Regions from separate parts of the Homo sapiens genome. Here region 1 is linked to region 2. The links are chromatin contacts, found by Hi-C or POLR2A ChIA-PET in ENCODE. All regions are on one chromosome and are shown on one strand. Each heading gives the region's core, a stretch centred on a gene start or an enhancer-like site at or near the end of the contact. The rest is flanking DNA. Distances are from core to core; before and after follow the strand shown. Region 1 holds the start of CANX (calnexin). Region 2 holds the start of TMED9 (transmembrane p24 trafficking protein 9).

Evidence for each region. A loop is a pair of places that touch in the nucleus more often than their neighbours do. ChIA-PET counts read pairs that join two places held with the same protein, here RNA polymerase II (POLR2A). Pooled maps may share reads with other maps.
Region 1: a pooled map shows a loop between it and region 2 (10-fold over the local background). The contact joins the promoter of CANX here to the promoter of TMED9 in region 2. A Hi-C loop is called at or near these places in 2 of 37 single-sample maps with no recorded cell type and 5 of 50 pooled maps. POLR2A ChIA-PET finds 5 or more read pairs at or near these places in 1 of 52 experiments (activated CD4-positive, alpha-beta T cell).

The regions. Positions count from the first base shown.
Region 1 is chr5:179,695,348-179,700,356 of GRCh38, forward strand. CANX (calnexin) reads left to right here and starts at 3,620. Exons shown (of 15, transcript NM_001746.4): 1 at 3,620-3,755. RefSeq lists enhancers at 2,725-3,254, 4,815-4,874 and silencers at 3,265-3,674, 3,715-4,004.
Region 2 is chr5:177,588,771-177,593,452 of GRCh38, forward strand. It overlaps TMED9 (transmembrane p24 trafficking protein 9), which reads left to right and starts at 3,433. Exons shown (of 5, transcript NM_017510.6): 1 at 3,433-3,628; 2 at 3,805-3,905. The coding sequence starts at 3,445. RefSeq lists an enhancer at 4,638-4,682.

The DNA.
Region 1 (5,009 bases), core at 2,370-4,869, 2.1 Mb after region 2:
AGGCGGAGTTTCACTCTTGTTGCCCAGGCTGGAGTGCAATGGCGCAATCTCAGCTCACCGCATCCTCTGCTTCCTGGGTTCAAGCGATTCTCTTGCCTCAGCCTCCCGAGTAGCTGGGATTACAGGCATTAGCCACCATGCCCGGCTAATTTTGTATTTTTAGTAGAGACAGGGCTTCTCCATGTTGGTCAGGTTGGTCTCGAACTCCTGACCTCAGGTGATCCACCCGCCTTGGCCTCCCAAAGTGCTGGGATTACAGGCGTGAGCCACTGTGCCTGGCCTATTTTTATTTATTTATTTATTTTTATTTTTATTTTTTTTGAGACGGAGTCTCGTTTTGTCGCCCAGGCTGGAGTGCTGTGGCGCAATCTCCGCTCACTGCAAGCTCCGCCTTCCGGGTTCACACCATTCTCCTGCCTCAGCCTCCCGAGTAGCTGGGACTACAGGCGCCCGCCACTGCGCCCGGCTAATTTTTTGTATTTTTAGTAGAGATGGGGTTTCACCGTGGTCTCGATCTCCTGACCTCATGATCCACCCGCCTCGGCCTCCCAAAGTGCTGGGATTACAGGCGTGAGCCACTGTGCCTGGCCTATTTTTATTTTTTTAGACAGGGTGTTACTCTGGTACAGTGGCCCAATCTTGGCTCACTGCAGCCTTGACCTCTTGGCCTTAGACAATCCTCCCACCTCGGCCTCCTGAGTAGCTGAGACTACAGGCTCAAGCCACTATGCCAAGCTAATTTTTGTATATTTTGTAGAGATGGGGTCTTGTCATGTTGCCCAGGCTGGTCTTGAATCCTGGGTTCAAGTGATCCACCCACCTTCGCCTCCCAAAGTGCTGAATTAGAGGCATGAGCTACCTCACCCGGCCTGATTCTTTGTTGAAAAAATCATATGCATGTTTAAAGAAAGTGTCATTTCTTTTTTTTTTTTTTTTTTTTTTTTTGGAGACAGAGTCTGGCTCTGTCACCCAAGCTAGAGTGCAGTGGCACAATCTTGGCTCACTGCAACCTCTGCCTCCCGGGTTCAAGCGATTGTCCTGCCTCAGCCACCCGAGTATCTGGGACTATAGGTGTGCACCAGTATGCCCGGCTAATTTTTGTATTTTTAGTAGAGATAGGGTTTCACCATGTTGGCCATACTGGTCTTGAACTCCTGACCTCAGGTAATCCGCCCGCCTCAGCCTCCCAAAGTGCTGGCATTACAGGCGTGAGCCACTGTGCCTGGCCAAGAAAGTATTTCTGCTTCTAGAGTTTCAGGCCCCCTCTCCAGCATTAACCTTTCCTAGCAGTTTCTCGTGTTTCTTTCTAGTAAGCTTGTTTGGCCAAGCTTACATGTATGAGAATACATCTCCCTTTTCAGTATGAAAGGAAACACACCTTTCTCTGTGCTTTTTCACATGACACTAAATCTTGACTGTTGCTCCATGTCAGAATGTAAACAGGCTGTAAACCTCTTGTTACTGCACTTCCTTTTATTGGTTTTCACAGATGCTGTGTTTTTACAAATTGAATGTGGCAACCCTGCATCAAGTAAGTCTATAAGCACCATTTTTCCAACAGCACGTACTCACTTCTGGTCTCTGTCACATTTTGGGAATTCGTATAATATGTTTTCATTATTATATCTGTCATGGTGATCCAGGTTGATGTTACTATTGTAATTGCTTTGGACTGCACAAACGATGCCCATGTAAAACATCTGTTTGTTTTTATTATTTATTTATTTAGAGACGGGTTCTCACTCTGTTGCCCAGGCTGGATGAAATGCAGTGGCCTGATCTTAGCTCACTGCAGCCTCCTCAATCAGGAGTCAAGGATACTCCTGCCTCAGTCTTCCTAGTATCTGGGTCTACGGGTGTGCACCATGCCAGGCTAATTTTTTTATTTTTATGTTTGTAGAGACAGGGGTCTCACTATGTTGCCCAGGCTAGTCTTGAACTCCTGGCCTCAAATGATCCACCTGCATCAGCTTCCCAAAGTGCTCAGATCACAGGGAGAGCCACCTCGCCCAGCCAATTCTGACCTCTTTGCCAGTCCATTCTGGATGGAAGCAGTCCCTCCCCTTCAGAATCCCATTGAATTCTCCATAGTACCACAGTCTTTTGGCACTTACCTTTGCAGGAGTAGCTCTTTTGCTCACAAATGTACTTCCTGTAACTACATTTTAAGCTCATTATTTGGATCATGTAGCATCCAGAATTTTATTCTGCTTTGAATAGCTGCTTCCCCAGGTAGACAGGAAACCAAAATTCTCCTACACAAATTTTGGGGCTGAAGTTGGGGCGCCGTGGCTCACGCCTGTAATCCCAGCACTGTGGGAGGCAGAGGCAGGTCGATCACCTGAGGTCAGCCTGGCCAACATGGTGAAACCTGTCTCTACTAAAATACAAAAATTAGCCGGGCGTGGTGGCGGGCGCCTGTAATCCCAGCTACTCGGGAGGCTGAGGGAGAATCGCTTGAACCCGGGAGGCGGAGGTTGTAGTGAGCTAAGATCGCACCACTAGACTCCAGCCTGAGCGACAGAGCAAGACTTCGTCTCAAAAAAATAAAAATAAAAAAAATTTGGGGGTTGAGGGTTGGATGATACTAACTCATGCAAACACCAAACCCTGCCTTTCTTCCCCTTCCCGGTGGCAAGAGGGCTTTTCAGATCAGTGATACATTCGCTGATTCTAGTGTTTTCCACCCTAGTAGTCAAGCCTTTGGGTGTCCAAACAAATAGAGAACAAGAGATCAGGATCTCTAAAGGTCTAGAAAAACCCTGGGCCACTTCCATTTTGTGAGGTTCTCAGCATACTGAAAACTGAAGATGTACTAAGAGTGGGTTACTAAAATGGTGGCGTATCTTAAATCTTTCCATGGCACCATCCTTTCTCTCGTCCTGTCATCCCTGTATCTCTCTGCCCTGACACCTAATCTCACTTCAGGAAACATAAATTGAAAGTTCAAATAACCTCGGATTATATTATTCTGGACTGTGTGTTATGCTGGGCGACGAGGCTGCGCAGGCTCCTGGGCCGAGCCATGACTCTGCAGGAACTGCGGCGCCGGCTCACACAGCGCGGAGCAGTGCACGCCAATCCGGCCAGGCGCTCGCGCTGGGTTCTGCTCACGCCCGTAGGGGCCCGCGTTCGCTGCAACGGGCCCTTCCTGATGGCCGATCGTCGGACTCCTACCCCTTTTGCCGGCTGCCGTTTGCCCCGTCAGCGAAGGGCGCGCGATGCGTCCCAAGTCTCGGCTCCAGGAACCAGACGGGTGAGGGCTACTGGGGGTTGGGTTGGAACGCCCCGAAGGCACCACAGCAACCGACGCGGGAACGCCTGTTAAACCAGCCCCGCCCCGAGACGCGCGCGCCCGGCGGTCTCGATCCAGCGTGGCCCGCCCCTCACCTCCCGCCCAACCAACAGCCACTTCCTGCCTCACTCCCGGCCAATCTTCACACTCCACGAAGAATAGCCGTAGGGGGCGTATGGGACGGTGCGTAGAGCGATGCCCACGCCGGCCAACCGGATGTCGGGGCTTGCGCGGGAGGGCGGGACTTGGCGCCGGCTGTGGCTACTCAGGGGCCAGGGGCGGGCACAGGGCCGGGCTTCGTGCGGTGGGGCTCGCTCGCGCGGCAGCGGTGGCCGAGGCCTCTTGGTTCTGCGGCACGTGACGGTCGGGCCGCCTCCGCCTCTCTCTTTACTGCGGCGCGGGGCAAGGTGTGCGGGCGGGAAGGGGCACGGGCACCCCCGCGGTCCCCGGGAGGCTAGAGGTGAGAGGGGAGACCTGAGCGCGTCCTCGGGCCTGTGAGGACCTCGGGGGGCTGGGAGCGCCTCTGCGGCTGAGGGGTCGGGCGTGGCCGGCGACTGAGGGGTCGGGCTGGCTCTTGAGGGCCCAGGCCCTGGCCGACGCGCCCGCCGTGAGCGAGGAGGCCCGAATCCGGGCGTCTTTGGTTGGGTTGCGGGCCCAGGCCGCGCCGCCGGGGTCGGGAGGCGTGGCAGGTGGCCCGACAGCCTTCTTTGACCTCTGGGAAAGCTGACTTATTCCTATGGCTTTGCTTCTAGGGCTTTCTTAGGCCTCTTTGCCGGCTGCCTGGGCAGCCGCGAGGTGGGCTGGAGTAACTGGGTAAAAGTATAGGGTGGAATCGGGCCTACTAGGTACCCCTAGTAGTAGGGAAGGGTGGTATTAGACCGAGAGGGAATGTTTACAACTAGCGTTACAGTTTAATATTTGAAAATCCAAAGCGGAGACTGGACCCTAGTTCCCTGAAGAGAAAGGGGAATGTACCAGAAGGAGAACACGCAGTGGTTGAGAAACTTAGCAGTTACAGCACCTATTCTGGAGGCGAGTAATCCAGTTGGAGAGGGACAGGGCGTTAAAAGCAGGAAAGCCCCCGAAAGCTCATCTAAGTGCATCTCTTTCCACACCGGAGGCCTGGAGGTATGAAATGACTGGCCCAAGGTCATGCGATTAGTGTACTGATGGTGCTGGGATTATAGTTCAGGGATAGACCGTGCAGTGGTTAACGCTAAGGCCCTGGCTCGAGTCTTTGATTGGTCATTGGTTGCTCTGTGAACTTCGGCAGTTTTCTTACCCTTTGTGCCCCCGTTCTTGTCAAGTAATGGATATAATAATACCCGATGGATTTGTGAGGATTAAATTAAGATATGTATACAATAAGACAGGGAAGTCCGACATTTAGTAACTGCTCGATGATCATTGCGGTACGTTATTATAATCTGAATGCCTTTGGACCAATACACTGCCATCCTAGTGAACTGGTTCAGTCCTGTTTCGCAGGACCTGAGGTCACAGTTATGGTGATAGAAGAAACCGGGCATTGTGTATTACCGCTGGGCATGACACAAGTGATTGCTGGTTGAGGGAAGTTAAACTGAGCTTAATATTAAAAGATTGAGAGGACAAGATTAACCATAGTTAAGTCTTTTTACCTCTGATTTAGGAAATGGAAGATTTTGCTTAATTTTTTAATAAGTAGATTTTTTTAAGGGGGAAGAATTTTATT
Region 2 (4,682 bases), core at 2,183-4,682:
CTGGTCGCCTTCCCCTGCCTCCCCCAGAGCGCCATCCTGCCCGCGAATGATTAAAGGTTACTTTTAGAACCACATGAGTAAACAAGCTATTTAGATAGACTCCTCTACATTCCTATGTTACTTACCCTTGCTATGGCTCAAAGAGGATTAGGCCGCTTTCAGCCAAACTATCTGAAGCTAAGCAAAAACCTTTTGGCCTTCCAAGTTTTGTGTTTTATTGTATAATTTTCCCCACCATCCTGACTGAACCTCTACATACATAAATGTAACAATTTAGGCAAAATAGATCAATTACTCAAAAAGCACACACTATCACAACTTACTAGTATGAAATAGATACTTTGAATAGCCCTATAGCTATTAAGGAAATTTAATTCATAATTAAAACACTCCCCAAAAGGAAATTTCAAGGCCCAGATGATTACACTGGAGCATTCTACCACACTTTTGTTTTTTTTTTTGAGATGGAGTTTCACTCTTGTTGCCCAGGCTAGAATGCAAAGGTGCCTTCTCAGCTCACCAAACCTCTGCTTCCCAGGTTCAAGTAATTCTCCTGCCTCAGCCTCCCGAGGAGCTGGGATTACAGGCATGTGCCACCACACAGGCTAATTTTGTATTTTTAGTAGAAACAGGGTTTCTCCATGTTGGTGAGGCAGGTCTCGATCTCCTGACCTTGTGATCCTCCCGCCTCGGTCTCCCAAAGTGCTGGGATTACAAGCGTGAGCCACCGTGCCCGGCCAAAGTTGACTGTTTTTAACTGTACACTTCAGTGGGATTAAGTACATTATATTGCCATAGAACTCTCACCACCATCCATCTACAGAACTCTTTTTATCTTGGAAAACTGAAACTCTATACCTATTAAACAATAACTTCACTCTCCCTGTCCTCCAGTCCCTGGCAACCACCATTCTGCTTTCTGTCTCTGTGATTTTGACGACTCTAGTACCTCATATACATGGAATTACCCAGTATTTATCATTTTATGTCTGGCTTAGTCCACTTAGCGTAATGTTTCTTCAAGATTCATCTATGTTGTAGCATGTGTCAGAATTCCCATCCTTTCTAAGGCTGAAAGGATTTCCATTGTGTGGATGTACCATATTTTGCTTATCTATTCATCTACTGATGAAGAACTGGGTTGCTTCCATTTTTTTTTTTGCTTGTGAATAATGCTGCTGTGAACATATGTGTACAAATATCTCTTTGAGACCCTACTTTTAATTATTTTGAGGATATCTCTAGATATGGACTTGCTGAATCATATGGTAATTCTATTTTTATTTATTTATTTTGAGACAGTGTCTTGCTTTGTCACCCAGGCTGGAGTGCAGTGGCATGATCACAGCTCACTGTAGCCTTGACCTCCCAGGCTCAAGCAATCCTCTTGCCTCAGCCTCCTGAGTAGCTGGGACTACAGGCGCATGCCACCAGATCCAGTTAATTTTTGTATTTTTTGTAGAGATGGGGTTTCGTCATGTTGCCCCGACTGGTCTCGAACTCCTGGGCTCAAGCAATCCTCCTGCTTCTGCCTCCCAAAGCGCTGGAATTATAGGCGTAAGCCACCATGCCCAGCCTATTTTCACTTTTTTGAGGAATCATTATACGGTTTTCCACAGTGTCTGTACCATTTTACATTCCCACCAACAGTGCACAAGGGTTCAATTTCCCCACATCCTTGCCAATGCTTGTAGTTTCTTTCTTTTCCTTTTTTTTTTTCTAGTGGCCATCTTAATGGGTATATGACGTAGTATCTCATTGTTCTTTATCTCATTGTGATTTGTGTTTCTCTAATGATTAGTGATGTTGAGTATCTTTTCATGTGCTCACTGGCCACTTGTTGATCACTGGAGAAATGTCTATTCAAGCCCTTTGTTGTGGTTTTTGAATGAGATTGTTCTTATTTTGTTGCTGAGTTTTAGGAGTCTCTGCATATTCTGGATATTAATCCTTTGTCAGATATATGATTTGCAAATATTTTCTTCCATTCTGTGGGTTGCCTCTTTACTCTGCTACAGAGTCTTTTGATGCACAAAATGTTTTAATTTTCATAAAGTCCAATTTGTCTATTTTTTCTTTTGTTGCCTGTGCCTTTAGTGTCATATCCAGGAAGTCTGTTGCCAAATCCGATGTGGTAAACCCTTTGCCATATGTTTTCTATGAGTTTTATGCTTTGGGATTTTAAAAGTTGTGGGTCTTTTTGGGTGAATTTTTATCTATGGTGTTAGAGAAGGAACCACCTTCACTTTTTTGCATGTGGATATCCAGTTTTCCCAGCACCATTTGTTAGAAAGACTGTCCCTCCTCCCCGCATTGAATGGGCTTGGTCTCCTTGTTAAAAATTATTTGACCATATATGGGAGGGCATATCTTGGGGCTCTCTATTGTATTCCATTGGTCTATATGTCTGTCTATATGCCAGTACCACACTGTCTTGATGACTGAAGCTTGGAAGTAAGTTTTGAAATCAGGAAGTGTGAGTTCTTCAGCTTTATTCTTATTTTTCAGGATTGTTTTGGCTAATCGAAATCCCTTGAGAGTATATGAATTGTAGAATGAGTTTCTCTGTTTCTACAAAAAATGTCATTGGGATTTTGACAGGAATTGCATTAAATCTGTAGATTGCTTTGGATAGTATTGACATCTTAACTATATTAAGTAAGGATGATTTTTTTTAAATTACTGATTCAATCTCCTCACTAGTTATAGGTTTATTCAGATTATATTATCTATTCTGAGTCAGTTTTGCATTTCTATGAATTTGTCCATTTCATCTACGTTATCCAATTTGTTGGCTTATATTTGCTCATAGTACTCTCTTATGATCCTTTCTATTTCTGTAGAATTGCTAGTAACGAGCCATTGCAGTTGGGATCTGGCAGCAGAGGCTGTGTGTGTGTTTGTGTGTGTGTGTGATCGGAGAAATGCTTGAGAGGGTAACACCCGATTTAGGAGTGGACAGGGTATGAGGACAAAGAAGTGGTAATGGGAGACCTTGCCTTTTATTTCTTTTAATCTTTTTTGATAATACATTTGTGCATTATTTGGTCGTTCTCTTTAAATTCATTTTTAAAGGTAGAAGCAAATCAAGACTGGTAGATGCTGTGCCAAGGAAAGTCAGGGATCCTAGGTTCGAATCCTGTCTCTGTTCGCAATTCGCTCCGCAACCTCAAACAAACGACCTCAGTTTCATCTATGAAAAGCTGGTAACCATCGTCAGTTGCCAGGCCATGAAGAGAGTCAACGGAAATAAGTTTTTATTCTAGGGCACCCGCTCTCTCTCAGGTAAAAGCCGCGCCCCAATCAGGTACTGCCGCGCCAGGGCCGCGGGACATCTCGGGATTTGTGGTCCACCCGGCGGAACTCGCGGTCCCGGCAGGCACCGCGGCGGCGGCAGGGCGACGTGGCGCGGCCGGCTGCGGCTGCGCAGGCAGGTGGAGCAAGATGGCTGTGGAGCTGGGCGTGCTGCTCGTCCGGCCCCGGCCCGGAACCGGGCTGGGTAGAGTGATGCGGACCCTCCTGCTGGTGCTGTGGCTGGCGACGCGCGGAAGCGCGCTCTACTTTCACATCGGAGAGACGGAGAAGAAGTGCTTTATTGAGGAGATCCCGGACGAGACCATGGTCATAGGTGCGGGGGCGGGGAGGAAGGGGCGAGTTTGGAACGTGACCGTGGTCTTGGGGCGGGGGATGCGAGACAGTCAGCTCTCTAGAGCCGGGAGGAGACGGCCTCGCCGTGCCCAGGCGGTCGCGGAACCCATGCCACCTCGCGCTCCTCTGACCTGGGCTCGCCCTGCTTCCCTCAAGGAAACTACCGGACGCAGCTGTATGACAAGCAGCGGGAGGAGTACCAGCCGGCCACCCCGGGGCTTGGCATGTTTGTGGAGGTGAAGGACCCAGAGGACAAGGTGAGCCAACCGCCCCCCTCCTCTCCGCCAGCCTCTCAGCTAGGCGGGCTCCGGTACTTCCTCTTCTAGTTCCTGCATCTGCTAAAGTGGGAGAGACAGTTGATGTTGTGGGAATATCCTGCTGACTTGCAGACCCCGCCCGGTCTGTGAAATGGGCGGATTAATTGTGGTGATAAAAATCAAAGAGTTTTGTCAACTCTTAAAGTCATCTAGACTTTAAGATTTCACAGAACATGATACTTTCCCCACAAAATGAGCAGCTTTTAATCTTCCCAAGTAAGGATATTAAAACGAACGGCAAAACCCTTCAGCTCTCACCTTCTGTCACTTTTCGTTAAAAAACTCATGGCGGGGTGTGGTGGCTCTTGCCTGTAATCCCAGCACTTTGGGATGCCGAGGCGGGTGGATCACTTGAGGCCGGGAGTTCAGGACCGGCCTGGGCAACCTCCGTCTGGCAAACCCCGTCTCTAGTAAAAATACAAAAAAAAAAAAAAAAAAAAATGAGCCGGGTGTGGTGGCGCACACCTCTAATACCAGATACTTGGGAGGCTAAGGCACGATAATTGCTTGAACCTGGGAAGCTGAGGCTGCAGTGAGCTGAGATAGCATCACTGCACTCCAGCCAGGACGACAGAGTGAGACTCTGTCTCAAAAACAAAAACAAAAAAGAACCCCCCAAAAAACAACTCACACCAAAAAAGTTGAAAGGGCATAAGCTATAAAGGAAAGCCCTTCCCAAGAGCAGTCAGTCACTTGCCACCCTAATGTCAGACTCTC